Linked DNA regions of Homo sapiens: regions 1, 2 and 3 are each linked to region 4. The links are chromatin loops, found by intact Hi-C in ENCODE. Cell type or tissue: HepG2. All regions are shown on one strand. Region 1 has its middle 110 kb from the start of EGLN3. Region 2 overlaps LOC102724945 (a long non-coding RNA gene). Region 3 has its middle 140 kb from the start of SPTSSA. Region 4 holds the start of LOC105370444 (a long non-coding RNA gene).

Evidence for each region. Peaks named below come from ENCODE experiments on the same cell type or tissue, not always from the same donor. Only the 100,000 strongest peaks of a DNase experiment are listed, where the experiment ranks them.
Region 1: a loop joins it to region 4, with 13 times the contacts of the local background. A loop is called at or near these places in 101 of 110 quality-filtered maps.
Region 2: it touches region 4 in a loop (6-fold over the local background); 6 of 110 quality-filtered maps call a loop at or near these places.
Region 3: a loop joins it to region 4, with 11 times the contacts of the local background. A loop is called at or near these places in 3 of 110 quality-filtered maps.

Annotation. Positions count from the first base shown.
Region 1 is chr14:33,837,044-33,842,043 of GRCh38, forward strand. No RefSeq gene overlaps it. Among named protein-coding and RNA genes, the nearest start is that of EGLN3, 110 kb to the right of the region's middle. RefSeq lists a silencer at 2,560-2,854. In HepG2, a CTCF peak has its summit at 2,760 (motif pointing right); a DNase peak (open chromatin) is centred at 2,768; H3K27me3 peaks cover 1,366 bases.
Region 2 is chr14:34,020,992-34,025,991 of GRCh38, forward strand. The region is part of intron 5 of LOC102724945 (a long non-coding RNA gene); the gene reads right to left. Among named protein-coding and RNA genes, the nearest start is that of EGLN3-AS1, 16 kb to the right of the region's middle. In HepG2, a CTCF peak has its summit at 3,033; DNase peaks (open chromatin) are centred at 3,020 and 3,390; H3K4me3 peaks cover 1,292 bases.
Region 3 is chr14:34,321,977-34,326,976 of GRCh38, forward strand. No RefSeq gene overlaps it. Among named protein-coding and RNA genes, the nearest start is that of SPTSSA, 140 kb to the right of the region's middle. In HepG2, CTCF peaks have their summits at 1,162 (motif pointing left) and 2,568 (motif pointing left); DNase peaks (open chromatin) are centred at 1,155 and 2,575.
Region 4 is chr14:34,096,634-34,101,633 of GRCh38, forward strand. The region is part of intron 4 of LOC102724945 (a long non-coding RNA gene); the gene reads right to left. LOC105370444 (a long non-coding RNA gene) reads right to left here and starts at 2,399. Exons shown (of 2, transcript XR_943735.2): 1 at 1,749-2,399. In HepG2, a CTCF peak has its summit at 2,251 (motif pointing left); a DNase peak (open chromatin) is centred at 2,228; H3K27me3 peaks cover 2,805 bases.

The DNA of each region.
Region 1 (5,000 bases), 260 kb before region 4:
CAACTAAGAGGAGGTACTGACTGTGACGTAAAGACCACATTCCTGAAGCAGCAGCTCCAGGGATACCCGAGCTATAGAGCTGGCATAGCAACAACGTCTTTCCAGACTATCAGTGAAAAAAGTAGTTGTCCTCGAGGATAGCCCAGTTTTTATGAATGTGGATCAGATGGGCCTGGGTTTGAATCCTAGTGCTATTACTTAGTGACCACATGATCCCTGTCAAGTCGCTTATGTGCTATATGCCTCAGCTTCTCGCTTTTGTGCTATATGCCTCAGCTGATAAGATGGGGGTAATAAGCGTTGCACTGTGTCACAGTTACTATTGTGAGGATCATATTGGATCTATGGCCTGTGATGTAATCAGCACGACACCTGGCATGTAATAAATGCTCAGTAAGTATTGTTCTTGCTGTTAAACTCTGTTGATCTGGGAGCAAGTAGCCCCAGGCATAATATTCCCCAACTTTGCCCTCCTGGCTCACTTAAATGTAACCAGACTGGGTTCTTTGATTTTAACTTGTGAGAGAGAAAAGAATTTTTTCCCTAAAGTTTCTGAAACTTAAACATTAAAATACTCACTTGAGGAGGAATGGGGTGATTTGCTCAAAAAGTACAAAGTTTCAGGTAGACAGGATGAATTACTATTGTACAGTCACCATGCTGTCCAATAATCTTCAGATTAGTTATTCAGATTATATATTTAATAAGTGTATTAAACACTTGAAAATTGCTAACAGATCTTAAATGTTCTCACCCCAAAAAATACTATGTGAGATGATAGATATGTTAATTAGCTTGTCTGTGGCAATATTTCACAATGTATACATATATTAAAACATTATGTTGTACACTACAAATATATACAATTAGTCAATTATACCTCAATAAAACTGAAAAAATAGTCACTTGAGGCAAGAGCTATGGAAATGTATCTGCCCCCAGATTCGGGTCTCCTAAGTAGTTTTTTTGGGGGATCAAATTCCATAGAAGCATACTGGCAACTCGACCTAGAGGAAAGCCTGGGCTTTTTTTCTACATTTGTGTAACTGATGTCTGAAGAACGTCAGAACAAACAATCAGGAACATTATAGGAACTGCCTTCCTGAAACTGCAGCAAGCCAGATCAAGTAATGAGCTCATTTGGAAACCCTAGAGACACAGTTTCAAGAAGAGAAGCATACAGAGACTAAAGGGGCCATTTTTAAGTAAAAGATAAATAACATTTTTAAGAAAATTGTTTATTTGGAAAGACTTCAAGCCTACAGTCAGTTAGTAAGATGCTAATTGTTTCTTCTGTAATAATTCCCTTAACCCTAAACTATGGTCAAGACCTTTAAAGAAAGCTTCTGCATTAAGTCAGACTCCATTTCATAAACACACGTACTAGCTCTTTTGACAAAGAATCTGGCAGGAAGTCATGAGCTCTGTTTCCCAGCTGAGGTCAAAAGTCACCAGATATGAAGCAGATTATAGAGAACAAAGGTAAGTCCCAAATTAAATTCTATCCATAGCTTGACTCCTAGAGGTCAAACCTCTAGAGCAGGTCTTAAAATTTAGTGTGCCTAGGAAATGACTTGAGATGCTTGAATTTGGGAGCCATATGTTCAGGGTTTCTTGCTTTGCTTTGCTTTGCTTTGCTTTTCTCTTTTTTTGAGTCGGGGTCTCACTTTGTCACCCAGGCTGAAGTGCAGTGGTGCAGTCATGGCTCACTGCAGCCTCAATCTTCCAGGCTAAGGTGAACCTCCCACCTCAGCCGCACAAGTAGCTGGAACCACACGCATGCGCCACCATGCCTGGCTAATTTTTGTATTTTTGGTAGAGGTACAGTTTTGTCATGTTGCCTAGGCTAGTCTCAAACTCCTGAGCTCAAGCGAACCGCCAGCCTAGGCCTCCCAAAGTGCTGAGATTAAAGGCGTGAGCCACTGCGCCGAGCCAGTTTTTTTCTATTGATTCATAATAATTGTACATATTTATGGGGTACACAGTGGTGTTTTGATACAATGTACAGTGATCAGATCAGGGCAATTAGCATATCCATCATCTCAAACATTTTTCATTTCTTTGTGTTAGGACACATTTCATTCTTATTCATTCAGCAAAGATTTATTGAATGGCTTATGTGTTGGGTGTGGGGATACCAACAAGACCCCTATCTTCACCAAAGCTTATTGTCCAATGGGGCACATGAACAATAATCAGACAATTACAATGCAACACCGGCTAAACGCAACACTGTCATCAGAGACGATTCTCACTTACTCTTCAAAGATCTTCCCAGAAATCAGGGAGTTAAGCCAAAGAAACATGAGAACCAACATCTGTTGGACAATCGTGAGGTGCCAGGCCATTTGTACACACTTGCCCATTTAATCCCCAGGCAGGTAATGTTATCCCCCTTTCCCAGGGGAAGAAACTGTCCGCGTACAAAGGTGGGCTACTCTGGGCCTGGAGTCCAGGTCTTTCTGCCTCCAAAGCCCATGTTCAGATCCACGGGATCCGGCTCACAGTGATAACGACTGCATTCAAGGCTGTATGGCTATGAAATGGCACTGGAGTTTGGGTCACCTGGGTTTTCCAATTGATCATACATTACTGTAGAAGATGGAGAGAGAAACTAATGAATGAAAATAATACAGAAATGCACATAAGAAAATCCTTTGGACAGAGCCATTGTGAAGTGCAAGGAAACTCCCCTTCCACGGCCCTGCGTGGGGTTTCGTGGATACCCCTCGGGTCGAGGGAGATCTTGGCCACTAGAGGGCAGAGTGTACATTGAACAATCACAGCAAAAATCCCAAAGCCCGTTATGAGAAAGAGACCTAATGCTGCATGCTTCATTAACTATTCCAGTGCTGGTAAATATCTGCTGCCCTCCTGTGCAGACAAGGAGCAGATAAAAAATTTTAATGCTAGAATATGACACCTAATCACTGCATTTCGGAACACAATGTGGGGGAGGACTCTTCTGATTGTCTCCATCCATTTCCAGTATTCTTAGAATTATAAGCTGCACACAGTTCAATTAACCCTAAGATTGACGAGGAAAGCCTTCTCCAGTATACTATAAACTTTCCCAATAGCATGAAGCACACAGTGAGTTTAAAAAAGTAAAGAGTTGGCCCTTATTGCCGATGTAACAGCAATAGCCAGACAATAGCCACAGTAATAGCAATAACAGGGAGTTTGGAATGGGCATAGGGTTCATTCCTGGGTCTATTTCTTACCAACTGTCACTTTTTGGGCCAAATTATTTAACCTCTATGAACCCCAGTTTCCTCAGGTATAAATAAAACCTACCCAATAAGTTTGTTGTGAGGCTTAAATTATTAAATACAAATTCTTAGCATAGTCATCAGTCGCTACTGGTAGCTGCTTCATTATGATAATTCATTATTAATAGTAATAGAGTTTTAGCTCCACATTGATATCACAGACATTAAAGCCTCTCCAAAGGCTGTCTTGCCTTCCTGTTGTCACAAAGCCCCTGCACCGTACTCATCATCTCCTCTTTCTTGTTGTAAATGAAGACATTTCCCTCCTCATCAGACAAAGGCCAGTTCTTCCATCTGCAGCCTGGAGGCTCCATCTTCCCACCTTCTTGGGAACTTGACGCTTTCAGTCATCATTTGTCATGTGTGGCTCCTGAGTCTTTACCTTCTCCCTCTTCCTTGCCTCCTTCCATTCTCACATTTAAACATGTTCTAGTCTCTTCTATCTTAAAAGCAAAAACAAGTAAACAAACCCTAACCTCTCCCACTCCCCACAGATGCCTTGAGCTACAGCCTCTATCTCTCCTCACTTTGCAATGAAACTTCTCAGCAGAGCTCCCTGCAAGCCAGTCCCGTTTCCTCCTGTCTACCCACTTCTTAGCTCATTCCAATGTCATTCCGTCTGCCTGCCCTCACAGTGCCTCACATGGCCACGCTACCTCCAGTCTAAGCTCTTCAGTTCTCTTCTTACTTGACCTCTTGGCAGCTTTGCCACAGGTGACCTTCTGAGAACACTGCTGTCCCTCAGGCCCAGGAACACCAAACTATTCCTCAGTGTCTGGGGCTGACTCTGCCATCTTGCCCTAGCCTATTGATGCTGGAATCTTCCAGGCTCTGTCTCAGGCCCTCTTCTTTTCTTATTCTACCCCCTTCTTAGGTGCTTTTGTCTATTCCCACAGATCCAGCTCCATCTCCAAACCCATGTTCCTGGATATCACCCCTGAATGTCTCGTAGGCACCTCAAGCTCGATATGAACCAAACTAAATTACCTCCTCACTTCCTGCACCTCCTCCTGCTGCACACACAGTGAACCCAGCTCTTCAGCAGTCTCTCACTGTGAAATTTGCATCCCCATGCAGCCAGGTATTTAAGTCAAATTTGGCAAACGCTCTTAATATTTTCATTTATTTTATTCCTCACATCAAATCAATTGTGATTCCTGTCCACTCTGTCTACTAGATTTTTCTTCAGATCTTTTCCTTTTTTTCTTCCCACTGTCCCCCACCATCAATCTAAGCTACCACCATCTTTTGCCTGCCCCTCTCCATTCCAGCAGAGAAATATTTCTAAATGTTGGTTTTACCCATGTCATATCCCACATTTAAAATCCTGCGCTAATATAGTTCTTTGGGTAAAATCCAGAATCCTCAAAGACTCCTAAACTTGTCATCTTTATCTGGCCCTGTGCTACCTCTCCAGCCTCGTCTCACACCACTCTTGCCTTTCCTTCTCAAAAACCCATGTTTGAAAGTGGGTAAACTAATTGAGGCTCTGTGGTGTGCCAGGCGGCATGGGGATTTCAAAACTGTATCAGTCACCATATCTGCCCGTATCAAGGAACTTACAGTCACGGGGGAAGAAGGACCCAGCTATGACGATTAGTATAAAGTAAAATGTGATAAATAGCATTAAAAATGTACACACGGGGGAGTTCAGAGGAGGAGGTGAGTGGAAATGCAATGCACGGGGAAGGCTGCAGAGATGTGATCTGTGCATGCACCATGTAAGAT
Region 2 (5,000 bases), 76 kb before region 4:
CTGATACATAGTAGGCATTCAATCTGAATTAAATGAATAAAAGTCAAACAGGGAGAAAACAACATACTAACAAAATCAGCGAGACAAGAGGCCCAGAGAAGCAACAAAATCCCACCCACCCTTCACAAGGGCATACACAAAGAGAAGAGCAATGAGAGCTACTTGAGATTGTGGTGACACATCCAGTAGGCTGCTGAAGAAGTTGAATGTCACCCATGAACAGGTGTGAAAGCCAGTCCTTTCTCCCTGCAGCCTGCCACTTCTCTTTGCAGGTGACCTTGCCTTGCTATTTCCCCTTGGCTCTGGCCCTACTGGTCAAGGCGACGAACAACTCTAGAGGCTGGATGTGTTATCTGGGGCGAGTCTCAGGCTCATGCCCAGGGAATACATATATGGCTGGGGTATGTACCTATTATCCCATACATAATTAGATATGTATTGGAGGTCCTTGTTGTTTTTTGCTGAGTTTTAATGGAGAAGGGAGAGGAATGGGTTTTACAGGCAAAATTCTCCATGAATGAACAATGTCGCCTCTGAATGGGCCACACGCTTGAATTAATATATCTAGCTGCACAGCCTCCCAAAGATACACTATGAAGTTTCATCACCTCATTATACAAGCCTTTATCAAGCAAGAAGGAGGGGTTGTAAACTCTATACCAAACCAGAGTTTCAAGAAAATCTTACATCTTTTTACTCCGATGCTTTTCAAAGAAAATTTGTGTCTTTGTAAACACTCCTGGTGGTTGTGTCTGTAAACATAATTTTTAAAGCAATCTTTTAGATTAGACATGGATAAACAGTGCCAGAAATGGTATATAATGTTTTAAGTTCTAACGTTAGCATTCATTTTAGTATTTCCACTTCTAGGAACAGACATTCTTGAAAAGTTTTCTTCATTTTTTAAATTGGGAATCAAAAATTTTAGAGCTAGCAAGGGTCTCGTCAGTTATCTAGTCCAACGTACACAGCCTAGACTTTCTCCTGCGGCACAGAAGTAGAAAGAAACAAGTTCACCAACCTTTGTACTGTCATGAATCTAATAAACAGGATTTGGCCAGGCGCAGTGGCTCACGCCTGTAATTCCAGCACTTTGGGAGGCCGAGGCAGGTAGATCACCTGAGGTCAGGAGTTTGAGACCAGCTTGGTCAACATGGTGAAGCCCCGTCTCTACTAAAAACAGAAAAAATTAGCCAGGCGTGGTGGCGGGCACCTGTAATCCCAGCTATTCAGGAGGCTGAGGCAGGGGAATCACTTGAACCTGGGAGGCAGAGGTTGCAATGAGCAGAGATCATGCCGCTGCACGCCAGCCTGGGCAACAAGACCAAAACTCCATCTCAAAAAATAATAATAATAATAAACAGGATTTGATTACAGATTAATGAAAGGTAGTATTTTCCAAAATGCATTTCATATAAAACTAGAAATTTCTGAGATAATATTTTTAAAGATTATGTAATCAAGTAAGTTTTACAACTACAAGGCTAAACAAAATTTTTAAAGCTCTTTTGATTTATTTAAAACTGTCAGACTTCTCAGAACCTTTAAGACATTAATGTGTACACCATGAATATCCATGAAAAAGGTAAAGCATGCAATGGAAAGGGCCCCCAAACTCCCTTTTTTAATAGATCAAAGTTCAGGAAAACTGGCTACAAGGTGTTCAGCTCTAATATGTAATTGCAATTTGTGGTAGCTATTAGCTTCTAACCATAGACATAGAATGTAAATTTGTCCTTGAGCTTCCTAGTAGCCAACGCAAAGATGTGATACATTAATAGATTAAAAGTTCATGGTGTTCATCCAATGAAAACAAACCGGTTATGTATATAACTATGATTTGGTAATCAAAATAATATTAATAATACTTTTCTAAAATAACAGAAAAAATTTAAAGAAAAAAACAGTTGTTCCAGAAACAATAACTATTTTCAATACTGCTCCTCAAGGGTGTTCATAAAGAGGATCAGGATGGCAACCTTAGCAACACCCCTCTTCAGTGCATAAAATAATCAGTTTGCAGACAGTCTGATTCTTTTCTGGCATATTGCCACAGGGCAATTCAGTGGAAACAGGTGTACAAGAAGTCACTCCAGCTGCCACATGTTCATAGCTCTTAGTTGTCTAACTTAACCCAAGATTCTAGGCCCACTCTGCCACTAACCAGTCATGCCTGTCTCTAAGGATGAATCATTTGCCTACTGTGGAGTTGAACTAGATGTTCCCTGAAATTCTGTTGCACAGTTCTAGAAGTCTAGAGGATCTATTTCTTTTTTTTTTCCAGAAAAAAAAATTCAAGCTTCCAGTGTCCTTTAAAAGTATAAATCGAACCCTGTATGTATATGTGACTTAAGTAGTCACACTCATAGGGGATATGTTTAACACATCACTACATTTTTTTTTTCTTTTTTTTTTTTAGAGAGATGGAGTCTCACTATATTGTCCAGGCTGGCCTCAAACTCCTGGGCTCAAGCCACCCTCCCGCCTCAGCCTCCCAAAGTGCTAGGATTACAGGCATGAGCCACTGTGCCCAAACGCATCATTATAACCTTGAGTACATTGTCAAAAATTTGGAAAAACTAAAAGAAAAAGAGAGAAACTAAGAACAGAAGTAGGAGAGCCCCCAAAATAATTCTATCCTCTTCAGCATTTTGCTTTAAATCAACCTTAGTTTCTTTAGGAGGCTTTATTAATAATAATAACAGAAATAATTATCATAATTTGCTTTAAATCAGCCTATAGTTTCTTAGAGGATAGCAATAATGGTGACAGAAGCAGCAGCAAGCACCTATCTGGGGCTTCTTATGTATCACATCCTATTGTAAGCATTATATATAATTACACCTTTAATTCTCACAATAACACAGAAAGGTAGATACTATTCCTACCCTATTTCACAGATGAGGAAGTTGTGATTCTGAGGAGGTGAATAACTTGTCTAAAGTCATGTAACTGGGAGCAGCAGATCAGGAATTCAAGCCGGATCCAGAGTCTGAGGTTTAACTAGCACACGCTGCTGCCTCCCGGTGAGTTCCTGCGGTAGGTGACTGCTTGCTGCTGGTGTAAGAGGTGCCCGCTCTCCAGCTAGACCTTAGATATTAGAGAAAGCACCTCCTCTCAGAATAAGACTTTGTTGAAAAATAAAGGCGGACTTTCTAAGAAGAGCAGTTCCATAAATGCAGAGAATAATAAATATTTTAATGGTTGATGATTATTATTCCAATAATATTAATAATACAAGAGAAAACAATTCCGCAGTTCTGTTGAAAAATTAAAGGTAGCTTCCACCACAACAATACAGTAGTTATTAACTCTTTGGCAAAGCTTGAACCAACAGACCGCACCGAAAGTCAACAGACTTCCGATTGCAAGGTGAAGGGAACAAACTTCACAGGGAGCAAACTGTTGGGGAACAAAGGAAACCTTTGTTTCACTCTCAGATGTGCAACTGATGTGCAACTTGTGCACAGACACCGGGGTGCCCACGCTGTCTTTCCTCCAGGTTAACACAAGACACTAGTCTTTTCTCCAACACCTCCCCTTTCCTTCCAGCCCTTCTCCCTTCTCTTCTCCTCCCCTCTCCTTCCCGGTCAGCATGTTCTTTCCTATTCAGGGACATAGGAGAGGGGTCTATTTGATAGTCTAGCACCATTCTAACATAGAATCACATGTTGTAACCACACATTCAGGACACATGTTTCATACTTCTAAAACCCTTCATTAGAGGATCTCAAAGCACTCTTCAAACAGTAATTAATCATCTCCTCCTATGAATGTTTTCCTCCTAAAAGCTAGAAGTAGAAACACAACAATTATATGACTTACTCCTCAAACTACTACCAGCATATTCATTGAAATAATTCCTAAGCCACCTCCCCAACACACACACCCACACTCACATGTACACCCACATGCAGAGAGTAGAGGAAGGGGGAGAGAGAAACAAAGAAAATTTTTTAAATGGTGGCAAGGCCGTGAAATTCTTCACTCCTATCTTCACAGCAGAGGTGGGGCCCAGGTCATCTGTACACCGTAAGTGTCAATAAGGACCTAAAGTTTTCTGGCACACCATTAATAGGATGAGTGGGAATCTACTTCCATTTGTGAAGTTGCCTGTCTTCTCATATTAACCCCTCTTCTCTAAGCCATCCACACCCTGACTAGTAGAGACTTCTTAGACAAACCAGGCTTTTCTCATCTCCTACTCCATTGTGTAGTCCTGAAGTGCTGAGCATCTCCCATAAAGAACTATGCATTTCAGAACTGGGTAAATTGGTTCTTCAAAGTGGGTTATTTTCAAAATTAATGAAACATGTTTGGCCCATTAGAGTGAGCTACAAAATCTAGGAAATTTTCTTTTTCTTTTTCTTTTTCTTTTTGAGATGGAGTTTCACTCTTATCACCCAGGCTGGAATGCAATGGCGCAATCTCAGCTCAACCTCCACCTCCTGGGTTCAAGTGATTTTCCTGCCTCAGCCTCCCTAGTAGCTGGGATTACAGGTGCCCGCCACCATACCCAGCTAATGTTTGTATTTTTAGTAGAGACGGGGTTTCATCATGTTGGCCAGGCTTGTCTCGAACTCCTAACCTCAGGTAATCCACCTGCCTTAGCCTCCCAAAGTGCTAGGTTACAGGCATGAGCCACCATGCTCAGCCAGCAAATTTTCTTAATGAGTATGGACAATCTACATCTTCAGCTAACTTTTGCTTACCTTGTGCTACCTCCCTTTGGTTTCTCTCCTACCTGGAGTGCTGAATCAAAACAAGACCATGGAGAAACCTGGGAGCTGCTGTTCCCTGAATATTCTTCCCTGTGGCCTCCTCCTCAGGGTCCTTTCTCCAGTTCCAACATCTAGCCCTAATGGCCCAGCCTGGCCACAGGGGCAATCTCAGGCCATTTCAAGTTGGTCCCTAAGGGAAGAAGCTGTGTTTCATTCCAAGGCAGACTGTAAGGGTCATGAACCCCTTGAGGCCCATGACTTCACATCACCCATCATCCA
Region 3 (5,000 bases), 230 kb after region 4:
CTAAGAGCGGTACTGTCATGGCTCAAAACTCCTAATCCTGGGAACTGGGAAAAGGAGAAGCACAGAAGACCCAGGAAGCCATTCTTTTTTTTAATTTATACGTAATAGTTATTCATATCCAGAAAGCCACTCTTACTTTTTCTATTGCTCTCTGAGATCAAGAGACCTTCATTTGCTTTTCTTTCTAGATCCCTGCCTCACTTTTCTCTCTGAGAACAGATTTTCTCTACCCACTGATCCACAGATCATGCTTGCTTTTTTAGCCCCTGGATAACTTTTCAGATCAGCTCTCTACAAACAGTTGCTTCAGTTTCTCCAAATTCCTATGGCTACATAGAATACAATGTTTTAAAATATTAACTGTAGTTATCTAGAAGTAGCAGAAGTATAAATAATTTTGCTTTTTGTCCTATTCTATATCTGTTTCCAAATTTTCTACAGTTAACACGCAATGCATTTATAATCAGTAAAGGAAAAATCTGGCTGGACTAAATTTTCTCCACCTCATCCCAATCCTCCATCACCATCTTTATTTCTTCACCTCTCCCCTTCCTGGCAGATGACCTTAGGAAAGATATAGTATTTTTTTTTTTAAGAGATGGGGTCTCACTCTGTCACCCAGGCTGGAGTGCAGTGGTGCAATCATAGCTCGCTGCAGCCTTGAACTCCTGGGGTCAAGCGATTCTCCTGCCTCAGCCTTAGCCTCCCAAGTAGCTGGGATTACAGGCACATGCCACTGTGCCTGGCTAATTTTTTTTTATTTTCTGTAGAGACGAGTTTTTGCTATGCTGCCCAGGCTGGTCTTGAACTCCTAGCCTTAAGGGATCCTTTCACTTCAGCCTCCGAAAGTTCTGGGATTACAGGCATGAGCCACGTGAGGCCCAGCCTGGAAAGATGTAGTATTGTTAGAATAGCGCAGCTAAGTTAAGCAGTGAGGGGCAGTCACTGTGAGCAATGGAAAGTTTTATTGTCTTATTTATTATTTGCTATGAGGATCTGAAGAACCTGAAAAGGCATACATGAAGCATTCTCCCAGGACGAAGATGGGACCTCGGGAGGAGGACTGATGGTACCATGGGGCAGGAGAGGAAGAAAGGAGACCGACCAGGATAGACACCATATGTACTGTTGGGTGACTCTGGGGAGAAGGTCGAGTTTGGCGCCCCCTTGTGGACTTGGTGTATAATCACAACTATGTAATCTCCATATTCATCTACAAGCTATTACAGGTATCAATAAGGAATAGCCAATAAACAAAACCAAACCACAGTCTGAGCGATCATATAATAAGTAACAAGACAGAGGTTCAAAAAACAGTGCCAATGAAGAGATCTTTGATTTTCTCTTCGCCTGTGATCGTTTTCCTCCCTCTAGCCCAACCCTTATATAAGTATTTTAGAAACCAAGAAAAAAAATGCCAGCAACTCCTATAGATCTCTAATATAATACCGATATACAGACACATAATAATGGGATACTTTTCAAAACACTGCTAATCCTGTTAGCTCATATCGAGTCCCAGCCTGCACGATTGGGACACAAGACTATTGTCCTACCCTGTGTCATGCCAGGCTTCAAATAAGCATCATGATAAAGGAGAGAACCTTCCTCCGTCTTCTAGTAGAATGGCAAATAAACCAACCTGTACATGTCAAGTTCTTGTCTACTTTGTTTTTAACATTAATAAAGAAAAATTTGATAATTTTCCTGGTTGTGACATTACACTGCCTTGGCTCCAGAAATTCTTCCTTGTAGTTAACTTACGTCTCTCATGTAGTCATATAAGTCCATTTCTTCTTGTTCTATTCTTCCTTGTGGTGGAGATTAACAGCGGCTTATCATCTTCCCTAGAAATCCTTCCATTGTTAGAGCTTACCATGGCATTACCTATCCTTTTTTTTTCTTTTTTTTTTTTTTTTTTTTTTGAGACGGAATCTCCCTCTGTCGCCCAGGCTGCAGTGCAGTGGCGTGATCTCGGCTCACCGCAACCTCCGCCTCTCGGGTTCAAGCAGTACTCCTGTCTCAGCCTCCCGAGTAGCTGGGATTACAGGCCCGTGCCCCTACGCCCGGCTAATTTTTGTATTTTTGGTAGATACAGGGTTTCACCATGTTGGCCAGGCTGGTCTCGAACTCCTGACTTCAGGTGATCCGCCCGCCTCGGCCTCCCAAAGTGCTGGGATTACAGGCGTGAGCCACCGTGCCCCAGCCTACCTATCCATTCTTTAAACACCAAGTAATCCACTTTTATTTGACTTTACCTCATTCACTTCATTTTCCAGTTTCCATTAAATTTGTGGCTTCCCTGTGAGTCTACTCCATAGTTTTCTTGCTCTACTAAACCATGGAACTAAATCGTGTGCACCTCTGGGTGATTTCTCAGCATTACACTCTCCCTATTATAAATGAAAGAAACACCAAAATGTAAAGGTATTTCTTTGATGTGCTGGAATATATGGCTATACTGATGCATGCGATATAAATTCTTTTTCTTTTTTTTTTTTTTTTTAAAGTGCAGGACAGAGGGGTCCGTTTTTGAAAGTTATCGATACCTAGTAAAATGGCGCCATCTAGTGCCCTGAACTAGTAACAACATTTACAAGAGAAGGGTTGGAAGAAAACTGTAAATCAACAGTGCAAGATGACAACTCCCAAAACTAGCAGGGCCAAGGCAATTTAATAACAATAGGTCGTTTGACTCTGGGGACTATAACTCTTAGTCTATTGACTGAGCCATTGGAGCAGCTTAACAAATAACATAGCTTGTTTTCCAGAGAGAATGTGGCACTGTTCCGAAAGCAGAAGTTCCCACTGGAGGCTTGGGAGGACAAGGAGCAAAGTAAGCACCTGCTTCATGCCAGGCACTGCTCTAAGCATTTTACATTCATTTTTTCACTTAATCACCACATCTGCCTTATGAGGCTGGTATTATTATCCCCATTTTACAGATGAGAAACTGAGCTTTCAGAGAGGCCAAAATCTTACCCTTAGGTTACACAACGGAGTCAGGCCTGACTCCAAAACCCACATGCTTTGCACTACCTCCAGAGAGAGGATACATAGGGAATATGCAACTCCCTTTCTTTTTTTCCTTTTTTTTTTTTGAGACAGAGTCTTGCTCTGTCACCCAGACTGGAGTGCAGTGGCGTGATCTCGGATTACTGCAAACTCCACCTCCCAGGTTCAAGGGATTCTCCTGCCTCAGCCTCCCAAGTAGCTGGGACTAGGACTATAGGCGCATGCCACCACATCTGGCTAATTTTTATCTTTTCAGTAGAGACAGGATTTTACCATATTGGCCAGGTTGGTCTCAAACTCCTGGCCTCAGGTGATCCACCCACCTCGGAAAGGACTGGGATTACAGGCATGGACCACTGCGCCTGGCCCTCAACTCCCTTTCTTATCACTCTCCACAGGGAAGACCAGAGACATACTCTTAACACCACATCTCAGGGACTTGCCGCCACCAGAGAGCCCATGCTGCAATGTACAACTCTGCTGAAAGATGACGAAAAGGAAGTGTGCAAGTCCTGGAACACCAAGAGACTAACAGTGCTGGAACAAGGGCTGGGTAGCAAAAGAATTTCCTGCAGCTCTGTTTCAACATTATTTTTTGTCTTGCCATTATTTTTGTCTACCTTAAGTCAGAAGCTCCTAGGGACCAGAGGTTATATTCTTGATATGTCACAGTGCTAAATAAATATTGACCAACTGACTGAATTAAAAGCATAGTAAAAGTTCCTTGTTCACAGCTGTATCTCTTTTGCCATGACAAAGCTCCTGGCATTGACACAGATTAATCCAAAGAGGGAAGCCTGCATTCTTGGGAAAGAACACAGCTACTCAACTTGAACAAGAAAAAGATACCAGGGATTAAGTCCCTTTCAGACACAGGCTGACTACTGTCACTTAGCTAATGGAGTCACTCCCCAAGTTAACTAACCAGCACATGTCTTAAGAAAGGCATGGAATAGAGAGAAAGGGTCAAAAGCACCTTTCTTTTTTTTTTTTTTTTTTTTTTTTTTGAGACGGAGTCTCACTCTATCACCCAGGCTGGAGTGCAGTGGCGCAATCTCAGGTCACTGCAACCTCTGCCTCCAGGGCTCAAGGGATTCTCCTGCCTCAGCCTCCCAGATAGCTGGGACTACAGGCACATGCCACCACGCCTGGCTAATTTTTGTATTTTTTTTAGTACAGACAGGATTTCATCACGTTGGCCAGGTGGTCTCAAACTCCCAATCTCAAGTGGTCTGCCCGCCTCGGCCTCCCAAAGTGCTGGGATTACAGCCATGAGCCACCGCGCCCGGCCAAAAGTACCTATTTCTCTAAAAGTTAAACCTTGTGCAAAGAAGTAGAGGACTTGTAGGAGGTTACATTTTCATTCACGTAATTATTTTTAATTCAGCCATTAAGTTTATTAGGTAAATGAATCAATGAGGCAATTAGACAGGAAAAAAAAACAGCAATGATTTTACCAAAAAAAAAAAAAAAAGTAATGATGAGCTCCTGCTATAAAAGGATGAAAATACATGGAAAATAGAATTGAAAAAGAACAGAAAAATACAGTGGGTTTATTAAATCTTATGGGTAATTTTTGTTGTGGATTTGGTTTTTTTCCTAAAGGAACATCATTTGAACTATGAGTGCATCCAGGAAAAAATGTGTTGAGAATTTTATTCCAACTGGGAAGATAAGCCAAAATAAGAAAAGGGAATTTTATATTTCTTTTCACACACACACACACACACACACACACACACACACACACGGTTTTGACGCTTTGTAGGAAACTGTAGGATATTCTCAAAGAAAGGAAAACCTTAGCCTGTTACATACTCCAACTTAAAGAAATAAACTAGTATTCTTCAAGGCAGTTAATTGAGTATCTTAAGGCTTCCCAAGGAGTCAATAACATCTTCAAATAGAATCCAGGACACTTAGCTTCTAGGTTTGTCCTAGAATCTCTATACAGCAAAACTCATTATAGCTACGTGGGCCTTATT
Region 4 (5,000 bases):
ATGGCACTCACAGATCCACACAACTCCCCTTGGTCCATGCTGAGTGTGTCTAAGGTAAGCTCCTCCCTGACCCACACTCTCTCTGTTGATGTCTAAACTCCATAATCTTATGGCTTCCACTAAGATTCTCCTTGACAGAGAGCTCAGGCAAAGATGTCATTGGGCCATCTTTTGCCTCTAGGTATGGGTTTTCTTTCCTTCCCTTTAAAAAAAAAAATGGATTTTTTCCCCAGAGAAGATCTTATGACAAAAGCAATCTGATGGGAAAATCCAGTGGAAGCTTCTTCGGGAGCCTGCTTAGCTTTTCCAGAACATTTTCCTTTGCTTTAGCTATAGCTGGTTTATTGAAGCTCTTTCCTAGTAGTCTCTCACTTGTGTCTAACCTTGCCCAGTACACAGGACTGTGCCAAGACCTGTTGGAGATCAGAAATTTAAAAGGACTAGGTGGATACATAATCTATGCCATCAAACAGCTCACAGAGTGTGGGGAATCCTGCTGGGCCACTACTCAGAGTGGGCCCAGCGATCATCAGCACCTCACCAGTGTGAGATTTGCAAACTAAAAGGGTTATAGCTCAAGAAACTACACTTCTCAGTCTGATGGGGAAAAGATGCTCATTATAGTATCAGAAGGACAGACTTAGCCATGGGCAGGGGAGGAGAGAAACAAGAAGATTCCTAAACCCATTCTCTTTCTTCCAAGTCAGACATGCCCCTTGGTTCATCTGAAGGCTGTAATCCCCCCAAAGATGTCATTAAAGCAGCCCCAAGGGAGAAAAATTAGGAAGGGAGCAAGTATAGAGGCTACATTATACTCTGCAAAGCATGGACATAATAATTTCTCCAATGGTGAATTAGAATGATAATGTCTGTCTCCAAACTACAGCTATTTCCAAATTTAAATATTAATCACCTCTTCTCTCCCTTGTAGGCACAGCAAGGGAGGCTGGGTGCTGCCAAAGGGTTGTGAAATGGTAGACCCTCAGGCAAAGGTGAAACATTATTGCAACCCACACTCACACCTGCATAGTCTCACACACACAGAGCACATACACACTTATTGCTTGCACTTGTCCAGAGAGACAAATGGCCCAATTGCCAGCAACCGGTGCCTCAGTCCAGCTCCCTGCTGGCTGCATTTCCAGACAGCCAAAGCCCCTGCCCAGTATTAGCCATGTGCTCACTTCCTCCGGCATTCCCATCCCCAGCTCACGAAGGTGGCTAAGACAGTCTGGGGTCGCCTGCGTAGGGATGAGGGATGAAGGCCACGGTTCCCATTAGGTACTCAATAGCTGTCAATTAGTAGACAAATACGTGAATGAATGGGACCATTGGGCGGTTTGACTATCATTAGGGCAGAGTCCACACACTCTGTCTTAGGGCCTTCGTTGCCCACAGAAAAGGCCTCAGACAGGCAACCCAGATGAAACACAGAATCTCTCCTCACTGGGAAATTACCCTCCCACACCCACCTACCCCTTTCCCTGTCATCCCTCAACCTGGTGAAAGCTCCAGCCAGCCCAGACAGTGTCACACCCACTCCAGCTCCCTTCCTAGTCATTTATTCACTCATTCAACAAACATTTACAGGCAGCTACTGTGTGTCAGCCACTGTGCCAGCCCTGGAAATACAGGAATGCCACACAGCCTGCTTGTCGGGCCCTGCTGGGGAGAGGGTAGAAGCTGTCCCCATCCTTTCATGCCAGGTGTGCTCCACACAAGACCATCTCTTCAGAGAACCATGGTACCTGTATTTCGTCCTTCTGAACCCTCACCCTGGTGCAGAAGCAGTGGCTCAGAAAATCTGTCCTTTCACTTGCATTGTAGGATTTTTCTTTTTCAAAGCAGCAGCAGTCGCAAGCAGCCTTACCTTCCAAGAAGACTTTGACTCAGGCTACTATTCACATGTATTTGCATTTCCTTTGTACACATGGTTGGGAAGCTGATGGGGAAGAGTTTTGCCAGGGGATGAAAATGCTTTCTGGGCCAGTCCTCAAAGTACTATCGCAATTGCCAATGTGAAATCAAGAAGCAACTTGTTTAGCTCATATCTAGGTAAAATCTGGGGTTACTCCCACCCTGGTTCTTGTTGTCGACAGCCTCACAGCTCCTTGTCTGGCCTGTGTATCTGTTCAAGTCACGTGGGGGTAAGCTGTATTTTGTCCTGGTCTTCCATGCACTGGAAATTTTCTTTCTCCTCTAATTCTTCAGGTTTTGGTCATTTTTAGAGAGCTCTACGGGCACCCTCTGGTGGCTGGCTGAAAATTTGACCTGCAAAAATTGCAGTTTCGTAGGAATAGCTTTATTTTGTAGTCAGCCTCTTTGGTTGGATGTTGGAAATTGTAAGTTTATTTGCTGTAGTTGGTACCACACCTTTCATCACATGATAGATTGAGACTGAACAGTCACTTTGACCTTTCAGGAGGAATGGTACCTTCTAGAAAGGACAGAACTGAGAAACAGAGTGTCTCAGTGGGTTGCAGTTTTTCCAGGTCAGGCTGAGTGAACAGGCTCAGGGCTGCCCTTCTCTGGGCTCTCAAAGGACTCATTTCTGAAGGAAAACCCACTGCATGCCTGGACCAGGCCAGGCTCCCTGGATAGTTGCTGAGGTAGAACTATGCCAATAGCCCCCCATTTTTTTTTTGGTTAAAAAAAATGACCTAAGTTAGGCCAAATAAAAATCTAAGGGAGGGCAGTGAGGTAAAGAGGAATGGAAGCATCTGGGGAGAAGGGTAAATTTTGCAGGCCTAACACATGACCTTCCTTCTAGATTCCTGCTCTAACACTGGCCCAAGGGGCAACCATTCCTGAGAATCTTCCTGGTCTCTAAAGAAGCACTGGGACAGGTTAGGGGATAGCAAGGGAGAGAGGAAGGAAGAGAGGCCCCAGGAAGGAGAACTATCCACCTGAGGATGAAGCCACCCCTTGCTCTTTCCATGGCCCCCAGGCCCTAAAACCACAGGTTCTGATGAGCATGATTGCTCTGTCAACACAGTGAACACTACCACCTGCTTTTCCCTAACTCCCTCTTTAAGGATTTAGTCTCAGGAGACTCCCCGAAGTCTGTTGATGTTGCCTTCATTTTGCAAAAAGAGGACTAAGGGGGTTAAGCACTAGAGACTTCACCCAGCCTGCCAGTGCCAGGGCCAGGATCGGAGTTCTCTGTCCTGCCCACAGTTCTCTGAAAGATCTCCCTGCAGCTGCTGCGGCTCAGCCACACCCCACTCCTGCACTTTGTCTATCAGAGCAAGCCAAGCTCCAACAGGCAAATCACGATGAGGCCTTTGTAGGACAAGGTCTTAAGGAAGGGTACCCTTGAGGCACGGGGGAGTAGCAATGTCCCAAGTGGGTTCCAGAAGCTGAAAAGACAACCAGGTTGGCTCAGATTTCAGACTCTGTGGTTTATGCCTTAGGTGTATCATTTAGTTGGAAAAAAAGAGGCACTGTCTACCAGGAGCAGCCTTCTTTATTGATACCATTTTTCTTGTGCTTGCTTTCACAGCCAGGCCCCAGGGCAGAAGGGAAGCCCCATTTCCCGTGGGCCATCAGTCACCCAACAATGGCAGTGTGCTGCCAGGCTGGGTCTGAGAGCGCCACTGGGGAGACAATGTCTTTGGTAGGCAGCCTAGAAGCTAAGGTGTGATTGGGGCAGAGCGCAAAACGGACACCAATGTGATCACACCTGTGGGAATGGACCAAACTTCACTACCCACAGTGTCATCAACCAAGAGACAGGGCAGTTCTGAGATGTGTTGAATATGAACTGGGCAGAGCTCTGTCACAAGCATATGAGTTTCCCCCTCTTGTCTCCGCTTCCAGCAGAAGGAAAATGTTATTGCCTGATTATTATATGCCACACAATCACACCAAGATGTACAAGGCCTTGTGCTAATCACAGCTAACAGAGTGCTTGCTAAATATCGGTGCCATTCTAAACCCTTTACATAGATTGACTCACTAATCTTTGTGATGACCAAAATGAAGGAAGTATGCTATTATTCCCATGAAAGAGGACAATGAGACAGAGAAACTAAATAACTTGCCCTACATCATGCACACAGTAAGTGGTGGAGCCAGGATTCAAACCCTGGCCATCTGGCTCCAGAGCCTGTGCTCTTAGACACTTCATCCTGCTGTTTCTCTAGGTATGTAGTATAAGCTCATGTATCCTTAAAAGCTGCACCTAATATGCACTATTATTATCACCATTTTACTGATAAGAAAACTAAGTCATAGAGGAATTAAACAAAATTATACAGCTGGCAAGAGGCAGAGCCAGAATTTGAATCCACGCAGCTGGACCCCTGAATCCCAGCTGTAATCATGGTACTCTCTATCACCTCCCTTTAACAGGGCAGTTTTCGAAAGCTCTCTCACTAGATTTGACAAAATTCCTACTGGACATTGGGGACACTACTCTGGCTTTGTGACTGGCCCCAGAGCCCAGCGAGCAGCCTGCCTGCTCTCCTAGAAGCAGATTGAAGGGGCTTCTCCCTCTCTGCCACTGTTCCCCTGTTCCATGGATCCCTTCAGGTGCTAGTGGATTCATTGCCACCAGCCTCTGACAAGCAAGGCAACAGCAGTCTTGATTCTGCCCAGGTCACCTAGGTTTGTCTATCTGGAGCTTCTAGCCCCAGGAAAGAGTCCCTTTTCCTTAGCTAGATTACTCCAATTTCCTTAGAAGTATAAGTATTTGTTTTATGGGCCATAAAGGCAGAGGGTGATCTTCCACTGTGTATCAGGCCCCCAGACCCCCCAACAGACTGACTGCTCAGGAAATTGGGGAGTTCATGGCCCACGGCTGGCATTCACAGGGCATTATCCCATCTGAGAGCTTACTTCTTTAAGTAATGGCTTTGGTAAATTTTTCTCCTTTCTGCCTTATTGATCACGTACCCGGAGTCCTTGTAAAATAGGCTCTGGCCTTTGTCTTAGAAATTTTTTGTTCTTGCTCTATTGGGCAGTTGGGCAGTTGAACTTTATCAACTGGGTTCAACTCC